Regions from separate parts of the Homo sapiens genome. Here region 1 is linked to region 2. A link is an interaction called in ENCODE POLR2A ChIA-PET data of the cell type or tissue named here. Cell type or tissue: PC-9. All regions are shown on one strand. Links, peaks and the distances in the headings refer to the core of each region. The heading gives the core; the rest is flanking DNA.

Region 1 (5,568 bases), core at 223-5,222, 460 kb before region 2:
GGTCAGAATGAAGGATACTTGAGAAACATCAGTTTAGAGAATCGTGGGTGAATGTTAGCCCACATAATCTCCCCCAACAGAAGAGCTGTTTCAGCAGCAGCTGGGAAATGCAGTCAGCATCATGGCTAGAAGGAAAATGAGTGAAATTATTACAGAAAAATGGCAGATTCTAAATATTTTCCTACGAGTCCTTTAAGAAGCAATGCATATGAAAACATTTACTTCTTGGGTCAATATTTTATATTTAATCTAGATAAAATGCCTACTTCCTTTATCTGACTCTCCATTGTTTTTCACGATTGTGGTTTTGATCTGGACTTTTCATCCTGCCCCCAATAGCCCTACAAAGAGGGCTCAAGATTGCCAAATAAGGCAATAGGTTCCTGCCCATCACCACATGTGGTCATGGCTGGGCTATGTGTGGAGGCAGCCAAGGAAACAGGAAAACTACAACCTTTTTTGGAAAGTCTCCTGTCTTTCTGCCTGGAGAAACGTGAGAATTGCTTCAGTGACTCATTCCCTCAAGGTTGTGGGGAGGATGAATTTTGGCTTAAATGCCTTTTAATTTGCAGGTTTAATGGTGAAAGTTACCAATCAGAGCAGGGTATGTATTCATCATCATTCATTTAAAACCTTTTCTTTAATTTGGAGAGCCACCACGTAAGAAATGTTTTGAAGGTGAAACCCCGTCTCTACTAAAAATACAAAAAATTAGCCGAGCGTGGTGGCAGGTGCCTGCAGTCCCAGCTACTCAGGAGGCTGGGGCAGGAGAATGGCGTGAACCCAGGAGGCGGAGCTTACAGTGAGCCGAGATCGCACCATTGCACTCCAGCCTGGGTGACAGAACGAGACTCCGTCTCAAAAAAAAAAAAATGCTTTGTGGTCAGCATTCTCTCTCCTTGGACTGCCTGGTATTCTCTTTCTTATAGTGACATTGTCTGCTAACAGAAGACAAATGTGCCAGGATGATGGTGATGTCCTAAGTGAGAATCATCTACTCAATCTCTTACTTCAAAATGTTTTCCTAAAAACTCTTGCCCCAAACCCCTTCAGATGTTAGATGGCAGTTGACAATAGAATGGGGGATTGGTAGGAATTATGGGGCAGCACAGACGATCTATCTAGGATGCATGCATGTAGTTGTAGACTTTATCAGATATGTGTGGACTGAAGAGCTATATAAAGGAAAAGCCCATAGTATGGGTGGTTTTTGAAAATCATAGCTAAGATGAATTCTGGGCTCTGAATGGATTCACACACACACTAGGCTTGCCCCAGACTTCAACTCTTTTTAAAACCATAGTTTAAACTTTGCTACCAAGGACCAAGCACTTGGTGGTGTAAAGTAGTGATCAGGGCACCACCTCTTTTTCTCCGCCTGTCCTTCTGAAGCATTCCCCTGCCTCTGACTAGATTACCGTCTGTTTAAAGACAAGACCAGATTTATGTTTTTTGGATTTCCATTCAGTGTCCACCACTTACATATTATAGGTGCCCAATTAACATGTGTTGAACAAATACAGTTGGAAGAGCCACCCCTGCTCTTTGCTGCGGACAAGGGAAAATACATCTCTATGCTTTTTCCTTTCCATTTCAGAAACTAGAAGGGGGTGGTAACCCTGCCTTAGAATTTTTTCTGGTCCAAGGTAAAGAATAGTGTCTGATTCTGATCTTGTGCCAAGCCTTTGTATACTTCATTTCTAAAAGTAGAAATTAAAGGTAAATGGCCCTGCTGTTTGAAGTGGTGCTATTATAGGCTTTGCTTCTTGTGTACTACGATGCCCCTAGCAATATTCTTCTTAGAAGCAGGACGATGTGAATAGAGAACCCACCTTCTATACAGCAGTAATATATGTTGGTGTTTCCATCGTGGGAAGGAGAACCAAGGCAGATTCAATTGTCCCTTCATGGATTGAGACTCCCCAGTTTCTGAGAATCACTGTCCTTTGCAAGTGTGTGTGTGTACACACATGTGCACATGCATGTAACAATACAAGTCCACCAAGAAGTAGTTACTCGTAGGAAACTGAGACACTGCAGGAAGAATAACAGAGTCTCCTTCCTGCCACTGACAGGTGCTTCAGAGGGTTTTCAGAGTAGCCCAGACTGTGGCTCCTCCATACTGAATGTTTCTAGGCATTATCATGTCCTGAGGGTGGCCATGGTGGAGAAAGGACCTAGACAAGTCCAAATATTGTCCATAGGGAGAAGGCTTGAAAATGGAAATGTGAAGAATGGACTCTGTCTTGAAGAGAGAAGCAAGGCAGGGAGCTTGGTTTGCAATATCAACTCTTAACATTTATTAAGGGCTTGCCATATGCCAAGCCCTGTGCTAAGCACTCTATACTCATTTATATATTGTAAACACCCTATGAGCAAAGTGCTGTTATTGTCCTTGATGCGCAGATGGGAAAACTGAGGCATGGAGCGTTGAAGCAATTTGCCCAAAGTCACATAGGAATGATAGATTAGACTTAGATTCATGCATTCCAGCTGCTTCAGAGCCACACCCATAAAGACTATGCCACCTGCCTCTCACATTCCTGAAGGTACTGTGGTAAAGGTGTGACTTTATCCTTATAACTTTGTTAAACTCTGGGAACAGCCTGATGCAGAATCCCCATACAAGCTATTTCCAGGCTGTCATTTTTCTACCTTTCAGTAAGGCAGACAGCATACACACAGCCTTGTGTTAATGTGTGAAATTAAGGAGAGAGTGGAGTAGGAGAGCTTGGATTTCCCTGACTTACATAGAGAGGGGAAGATGCTGTCTCTGCATTCCCAGAGGGAAAGTGCAGTCAAGGAAGAGCTGGGGGCAGTGTTGGGGAGATGGCTGCCATGTGGATAGATTGGCGGGGTGGGGGAGTTGGCGGGGGGCCTTTCACTAGGAGGATGGGACCTAGGGAGGTGGCGCAAAAAAATAAAGATCGCAATGAAGCAACCCCTAACACCTGAGCAAGGGCCACAGAAGGAAATGGCACTTCTCTTGTTGAAGCAAGAATAGTATGGCTTCTTTGTCTGAAAGATAGAGATAGGGATAGAGAGAAAATTAAAAGTGGTATTAAAACTCCCTAGCTGGTTAAGAGTAACTTGGCACTTTCAATAACTTATTGCACTCAATTTGCAATTTCAGGGCGTTGTGTAATTGCCAAAAAGCAACAGTCGTGGGCTGTATTTAGTCCCACTACCTTATTCACATGTAGTCAAGCATATTTCTTAAATAATTTCGTGTTTTGGGTACTGCAATTTAGTGGCTCTGCAAAGTGGCACCGGAGGGTCTACAGACCCTTGCTGAGATGGGTCAGGACGTGGGTTCACACATGGACTGGAGATGGGTGGGTGATAGAGGGGTTGCCTATCTGCCCACACCCCTCCGGATTTGTACCTTCATTGTCCCGAATGCCTTGGTTAGCACTTCCTCAGAAAACCTTGAGATATGGATTCAAGTGCAAGTCATTTATTTGAGGGGTGACCCCAGGAAGTACTGGGTTGGGAGTGGGAAAGTGAGATAGGTAATGGAAGGAGGCTAATACGAAGAGCTTTTATCAGGCAGTTTTCACTGTGGGCAACAGGGTCTTATTCCCACTGGGGTACCAGTGTGGAATATGTGCCTCAGACTTCTTAAAGGTTGAGGGAGGTCAGTCATACCTGAGAGCTACTTCCAGGCGGGGTTATTTTCAGGTACTTCCAGCCCGCTGTGGCTGGGAGAGACTTGGGCCACCATCAGGCAAAGAGCTGAGATACTGGCAATTGGAAGTCAGGCCAGAGTGCACAAGGGGTATGGTTGGAGCCCCAACTTCTCCTTCTAGATCCCTCTCAGCCCCATGACTATTCACCCTCAGGTCCTCACCCCCCTCAAACTTTGCACCTTCTCAGCACAGGGCTGGGTTGTGGCTCGGAAGAGGAAAAAGCTCACTACCCTCTGTGCCCACATCTTGCTTTCCTCTTCACACTCATTGAAACAGTGACACACGTAGTCATTTGCTTTCTGGGCTAGCCAAGAAAGTCTTTTTTTCTTAAGGTTTCTGAGACACTGGCAAGATCATTATTTTATGAGATCTCGCCATAATGACTTGACTGGAGAGAATGAATTGACTGGAGAATTAGGCTGAGAGCCTGCCACCCATTAAATCATTGCTCCAATGTAAGCCTACTTTTAGAGTTCTTAAAACGTGAATACAAATTTTTGGAAGAGATTCTCTTTGTGAGTTGGGTGTGGTCTTGGTTCTGCCTGTCCTCTGGGGTATGTGTGTCCAGGGTGTCTTCTCCATTATCACAGTGGCCCTTTGGTTGTCTGTATTTGGATAAATGGGGTGGAGCACAGGATAAAATGCTTCAGAATTTGAGGCCTCCGTTCCAGGATCTTGTGGTGGAGGAGAACACCTGTTCTTTACCATCTATTCAAGGGGAACCATCTTACCATCCCAATTCAAGAACATCCAATGTTCTTGAAGTGTTCTAGACAGAGGGCCGAGCTTCTCGTTAATCTGGGACATGCTCTTCTTGGGCGGTGGTGATTTATTGTGGGCGTGCATGTGTTCTTGCCTAGGCAATAAAAGAGGTGCAATTGAGCTGTTGGGTTGATTTATTTGGCTCTTTCCTGGTATTGTCAAGAGAGCAGACACCTTAGAGAACTTGTGCAAAACTCAAGGAACAGACTGAAGGTGAAGAAAGTTCAAAAGGCAAGAAAAAAAATCATAAGATGGATGCCGTAAGGGCAAAAAAAAAAAAAAAAAAAAAGAAATGGGGCCAAGGCAAACTTGTGAAATCTCAGCCTCCCTTCTCATTTTCCATGTCCTGCAAGATCGATCCAATACCTAAACAAAGGATTGTATGAACTGGACCACAGTCAGATGTGACTACAAAATTACAGACCAAACAAAGGACCACAACTGCCTAGGGAATCTGTTTCCCTCTTCATTCCTGTTCATTTAAATGTAATTCTTAGTCACTCTTGTGAGACAATTTTAAAAATAGAAGCTCTGAAATCCATTGGCAGGCTACTTGTTGACAAGCTAAAACTGTCAGACGCTTGATTGTTCCAAAGAAATGGAGAAAATCAACGGAGGCTACAAAATCTAGCCCATAAGTAAGAGACAAAATCAATAGAGGGTTCTAGCCTGTATGGCAAATGCTATCTTCCTTGCATATTCCTCTTTCTATAATCATTCTTGCTTCCTGAGTCCAAGATTTGATGGAAAAATTCGTTTTTACGGCATGAGGGAGCCTTCTGGTGTGCTCCAGAATACTCTATAAGAGAGGTCGACAAATTTTTCCTGTAAAGGACCAGATAATATTTTAGGCTTCACAGACATGTGGTCTCTGTCATCACTACTCAACTCTGATGGAAGTGCAAATGCAGCAGATGATACGTAATCATACGTAAACAAATGGGCACAACTGTGTTCCAGTAAAACTTTATTTACAAAAAGGAGGCCGGATTTTCTGTTTGTGGGCGGGAGTTTGCTCATGCCTGCTTTACATCTTGAGCTGAATGATAGTTTCATAAGCATATAGATATGGCAAATTTCACCAAGCTCTGGCCCGCTTAGGATTTTGCACATTGGT
Region 2 (5,568 bases), core at 295-5,294:
AATCATATTTTTGGTCATTTGCCAAGTGCTTGGCTGTTGGGTACACACGGAATAAATTATCCAGTAAAAAACATCTCAGATCTTTCCAGCTATTTTTGATCAGGTACACCTGTAAATCTTAAAAAGCCTGTAAAGAAATACCTAAATAATACATTGGATATAAGACATAGGACAATAGTAACTGAAGGAAATTGCAATCGTTAGGGGGGAAAATCCTTAAAGGCTTAAAATTCTACTAGGTGGTAACCACTGTTTATACACACATGCATTTCCCTCTTCATATTTGGGAAACTGATGGTCGTGTTTCCTTTTTAGGGTGGAAGAAAAAATTCTCCATTAAGAGAAGGGAAGGAAAATATAGGAAAAAGAACCATTCTTTGAAGGCACCTGTTGTCCAAATCATAAGGAAGAGCTTGTAGTTCTGAGTTGCACAAAGGTGCTTTAGTTGTTTTTCTGTAGGATACTAGAGGAGGTCAAATGTTATGTGATAGCTGTGTCCTCAGACCCAGTGTAGGAGATGGGTAAAAAATGTTGATTGGATAAATGTGTTACTTTGCTAGTTCATACCTCTCTGAACCTGTCTTGAAGCCGCTGTGGGGAAAATGTCTCCATCTTTTCTTTGTTCTGTCGCCATTCAATCTATTCATCTACTGCTTGAGAATGTTTTTGCAATAACAAATCTTTGAGGTTTGGAAACCAGCTGTGATTAGTTTAAGAACTCTTGGTCCCACCCAATTTCAGCCTGTGCTGGGGTGTCTATTTCCTTTGTAAATTAAGGCTGCCTCCCGCTCTGGGAGCTGACTGGTTGTGCCCTGTGTTTCACTGGAGCCCCTGTCTGTTCTTTGGCTCACCTTCCCCCGCCCTTCCTTATTTGTAAAGCCCTGAAGGAGGCAAGTTTCCTTTGAATGTCATTAACACTTTGTAATTAGCTAGGAAGCCAAGGAGAATACCAAATGTCCCTTTCCCACCATGGGGCAAACTGTTTTGTTTTCTCTTCTGAACCCCAAGCAGGAACTGGCTAAGATATGATGGCCCCTCTACACGAAGAGTGACTGATTTCATTGGGAAGTGAAATTTGCATGACACCATCAGAAGCTCTTGACCCGTCAGACTCAGAACTCAGCAAGCTTTTCTTTCCCATTAATCCATGGTTAATGCCTTTGTGCTGCATAGTTTATTCAGTCCACAGCTCCCTCCTCAAACATAAACCACTAAAGGACCATGGATTCACAGGAATGACAATAAGACTACTGAGAGGCAGAGAGCGGAAAGCCCCGGGGCTTTGGTGTCAGGCAGACCCAGGTTCAGGAGGAAGCAGGGATAACATATACTTTTTTTTTTAAGTCAGGTTGTGAGGTATAATTTACATATAGTAAATTTCCCCCTAAGGCGTGGCATTTGGAATTGCACTTCTTTATAATCCATGGAGGAAATTGCACTGAGTTCAGAGCCAGGAAACATGGATCTTGCTCCCATCCCCCCAGCCATTGTCAATGAATAGTTCTGAACTCTGCATCATCTGTAAAATATGTGAGTTGAACTAGGTGACAGTGAGGTCCCCTCTGCATTATAAGAAGTCTGTTGTTTTATATTTTAAATGAATGAAACAAACAAAATAACTTGTCTTCCCAAAAGATATTCAAGAATCTCATGATTGAAGTTCACTGTTGAAATAACTTAAGTTTCTTGTACAGTTCAGACTTTTATTTTTACAGTTGCTGCTGGAAGAATTTCTAAGCATGTTGGGATAAACAGTTCCCACCCGCTGATCCTAAACTAACCAGTGTCCCTTGCTCCCCACCCCGGGTCACCCTAGTCCTCCAGTCGGCTGAGGCAGTGGGAACAGGAAATCAAGTCTCTCAGAAAGTTCAGGCTGCCTTGAATGGCTGCCAGATCACCCTGGAGGAGAAGCTCCGGAGGCAGGCGGGGAAGCCTCCCCTCCTCTGGTTACAGAAACTCTCTCCTTACACTCCTCTCTTAAATCTACCTAAACTTAAATGCAAAAACATTTCTGCAGAGAAGAAAGTGCCCAACATTCTCTGGTTATGGATTGGGGGCCCTGTTTTATCAGTTTTTGAGCAAGGTATTTTGGCTTGATTGAACTTTCAGATTGCTCTAGCCTTGTCTCTCCTCCCCCAAACCAAACAAATGAGTGCTTGGAATGAGTGAAGCACATACATTCCTGGATCCAGATTGATATCTGGAACTGGAATGTGACATTTACCAGTGTAATGTGCTGAGATTTAAGTTTGTGGAGAGTATTCTTCCCAGGTAAACCTCTGTGGCCTCACTCCTGCAGTTGGGGGAGAAGAATGTGGCAGCCACTTTCTGGCCTTTCTCCTGCAGGTGAGCACAAAAGCTTAAGACATACACACCTGCAGGGGATGTAGGGGAGTGTTCAGTGGAAGGATGACCTCATTCCCTAATACCTGACCATTCATGGCAGCCTCCGTTTCTTTGAAGTCCTGTTGGAAGTTGATTTCCATGGGGCTTTTATAAGTGTGACTGAGAAAACCATGCCAAAGTCTACACTCAGTCCAATTTGCAGGAGCTGTTTGGAATCCGGGCTGCATTGTTAGGATGATGCCTGTTGGCTCTTCAGCCTGTTCTATTATGTCTAAATCACATGTGTTGGCTTCTAACATACTAATAATTTTTGCTTTTATTGTGTTTGCCACATGTCTCCTCTCATTAGAATGTGAGGGATGCATGTCTCTTTTCTTTATTATTGTATCCCCAGTGCCTAGCACCGTGCCTGGGACCTAGTAAGGGCTTAATTGATATTTGCTGAATGACTTAATGAACAAATGAATGAATGACCCCCAATAGAATCCTCTCGAAGAGATGTTCATTTTTGAACCAAATCCTTGAATAAATTCATATAAATATTTAGTGAGTCTATGATGTGAGTTAAACAAAAAGTACAGAATAAAGAAATAGGATAAGAATGTGTCAACTGACTAATCTCTCCAGGGAAGTAATAACTGAGCACCAAAAAATAAGCTACATGAAACACCACTACTCAGGAATAAAAATAAATGAAATATTGACACTTAAGACAACATGATGACTCTTAAAATTATTATGCTGCATGAAAGAGGCTAGACTCAAAAGATCTGCTGGGTGATTTCATTTATATAAAATTGAGTCTATAAAATATAATCTATAGTCACAGAAAGTAGATCAGTAGTTGCCCGGGTACTGGGAGCGGAGAGGGAGGGATTACCAAGAGGCATGAGGAAGTTTTAGGGATGATAGATAAGTTGATCATCCTGATTGTGGCGACAGTTTTACAGATGTGTGTATACATCAAAACTCACCATATTGCACATTTTAAACAGGTGCAGTTTATTGTTTGTCAGTGATGCCTCAATAAAGCTGAAGACTGCAAAAACAGTACATTTTAATGCATCAATCAAGAACTACCCTTTGAGTGCCCAACAGGCAGTCAAACTATTTTGATTCTCGCTTTCCTTTTCTGTACCTCATCAGTATCTCAGCAGAATTAATTAAGTAGGCACTCAATGAACTGGTGTTATGAAGTGCATTTATGCTTGTTGTGATACATCTTAAGTTTTTATTTCAGAAGCAAAAGTACCATCACCATGATCCATAGACCTTTTGCGTTATAACCAACTTCTCTATCTCTATTTTCCCTAGGATAATTGCTTTGCATTGTTTTATTATTTATTCTACAAGCATTTATTGTACTTTATGTTTATGAATTATTTTTCAATTTCCTCTGATCTCTTTCAAATTCTGATACTGTCTTGCAAGATGCTAAGTACTCAACTCCCACCCTTCCAACTCCTATCCTCTTCTCTTAATAAGCTTAATATCTAGCAAGCAGGTTTTCTCTCCCAACATATAAGTCACTGGTAAAATGATGAAGAACACCAGACCCATGAAGGAAGATGAGGGGGAATTTCCAAGGCTGTTTACTAAGAAAGCAAACCTCTGTCATTGAGATCCTGTAGGTTTGCCCCAAGTAGGGGTTACAATCTAAAAAGAGTGTCAGTTTCCACTGGCTTTCCTCTTGTTTTCCACCTAACTAATGAACTCGCTTCAGCTCAGGGTGAAGGGATATACCAGAAGCAGGACGAAGTGCTTAAAGTGAGAAGATACATGAAATGTTAATCTTCGCTTGACATAAACCCATCTCATTTTTCTACTTGGCATTCTGTGTAGGCTTCACCTTTTCTCCAGATGGTGCAGTCAATTGTGTTTGGGCCATTCTCACATGCATTGTGGTTTCCTAGTTCACACTCGTGGTTGTTTCATGACCTGATATGCCAGTGAACTATCTTCCTTTTAAGATATAGTTGGGCCACATTTTCATTGCCCCTACATCCTTACTTTTTAAATATTGTATGTGAAATCATCTCCCTCTAGTGAGCCTAGCGAAGCCATGACTATTTAAGGAGACAGCATAAGCTCTACACTATAGAGTCGTAGGTTTGAGTCCCGGCCTTGAAATCTTCTAGACGTCAGGATTGCTGATGATCTCACAGCCAGTTTTTCTATCTGCAAATCAGGGCTGATAATACCAACCTGCATTTCTTAAAACGTAGAATTTTATTGATGCTAACTCATATTTTTTATCTTATTTTTAAAATGAATGTCTTTCCTGTGGACCAACCCATATTTTATACAAACATCAAGAATAAGCCATGTCCAATGCTGAGGAATGGCTGAGCAGAGGGTTCCACTCAGTCTCACTGGTAGAATGAGTTTAGTTGCTTGCCTTTGGGAAGATCCTAACTTCTTAATTTCAGCGGTAGTTTTATTTGTGCTTTTGGTTTTGGGTTTTTCTTTCTTTCTTTCCTCTTCCACTTGGATGTGTTACCAAGCCTAAAGGGTCTTGTTGGAGAGAGAAGTAAATCTCAGATGTTGTACTGCTATTGATCTAATTACACAGAAGAACTCTGGGGTCTGTTAGGCATTTTATTAATTGTATTTAATCTAAGACAATGGGGAAGTCTGGTGGTTTCCTTGGAAATACCCAAGTTCAGATATTTAGGTCATTGATTTTCTGCAGCTTTCTTACAGGAAATTAAACATGTGTCCAAGTGATTGAAGTCATGTATTCAAGTCAGCTTTTGCATCCCTCCAATCACTAACTAATAACCTAACTGGTACTTTATGGTTGTCAACCACTAACTAATAACCTAACTAGAACTTTATGATTGTAAGTACTGCAGTCCAGGTTGAATTGGCTTTGTAGATAAAATGGCTTTCTATGTTTATTCCTACAAAGATCTTTCTCTCTCTCTCTCTCTCTCTCTCTCTCTCTCTCTCTCTCATATTTTTATAGAATGGTGTACAACTATGATCTGCTGAAGATAGCAAGAGTGACTCTTATTATCTCCTGTACTATGATCTGTGCATCTTTTCATTGTTGAGAAGAAAATTCTTAAGCCACAGTGAGAGGGTGGAACAAGCTCCATTTCCTGACAATCCATACTCTCTCCTAATTGTGGCTAGACAAGGGACAGAGAAGACCACTTTTTATTCTGGTTACCAGACCCACTCCCAGCACCCATGATGTCATGCCAATCAAGTTTTATT

The links. Peaks named below come from ENCODE experiments on the same cell type or tissue, not always from the same donor. Only the 100,000 strongest peaks of a DNase experiment are listed, where the experiment ranks them.
Region 1: POLR2A ChIA-PET joins it to region 2 with 14 read pairs; 3 of 35 experiments call an interaction of 5 or more read pairs at or near these places.

Annotation. Positions count from the first base shown.
Region 1 is chrX:13,482,308-13,487,875 of GRCh38, reverse strand. No RefSeq gene overlaps it. Among named protein-coding and RNA genes, the nearest start is that of EGFL6, 85 kb to the left of the region's middle. RefSeq lists an enhancer at 921-1,020. In PC-9, for the core only: no CTCF peak of the experiment used is centred there; DNase peaks (open chromatin) are centred at 455, 915 and 2,535; H3K27ac peaks cover 3,128 bases.
Region 2 is chrX:13,025,829-13,031,396 of GRCh38, reverse strand. No RefSeq gene overlaps it. Among named protein-coding and RNA genes, the nearest start is that of FAM9C, 16 kb to the left of the region's middle. RefSeq lists an enhancer at 1,088-1,307. In PC-9, for the core only: no CTCF peak of the experiment used is centred there; DNase peaks (open chromatin) are centred at 1,466, 1,886 and 2,266; H3K4me3 peaks cover 2,243 bases; H3K27ac peaks cover 4,662 bases.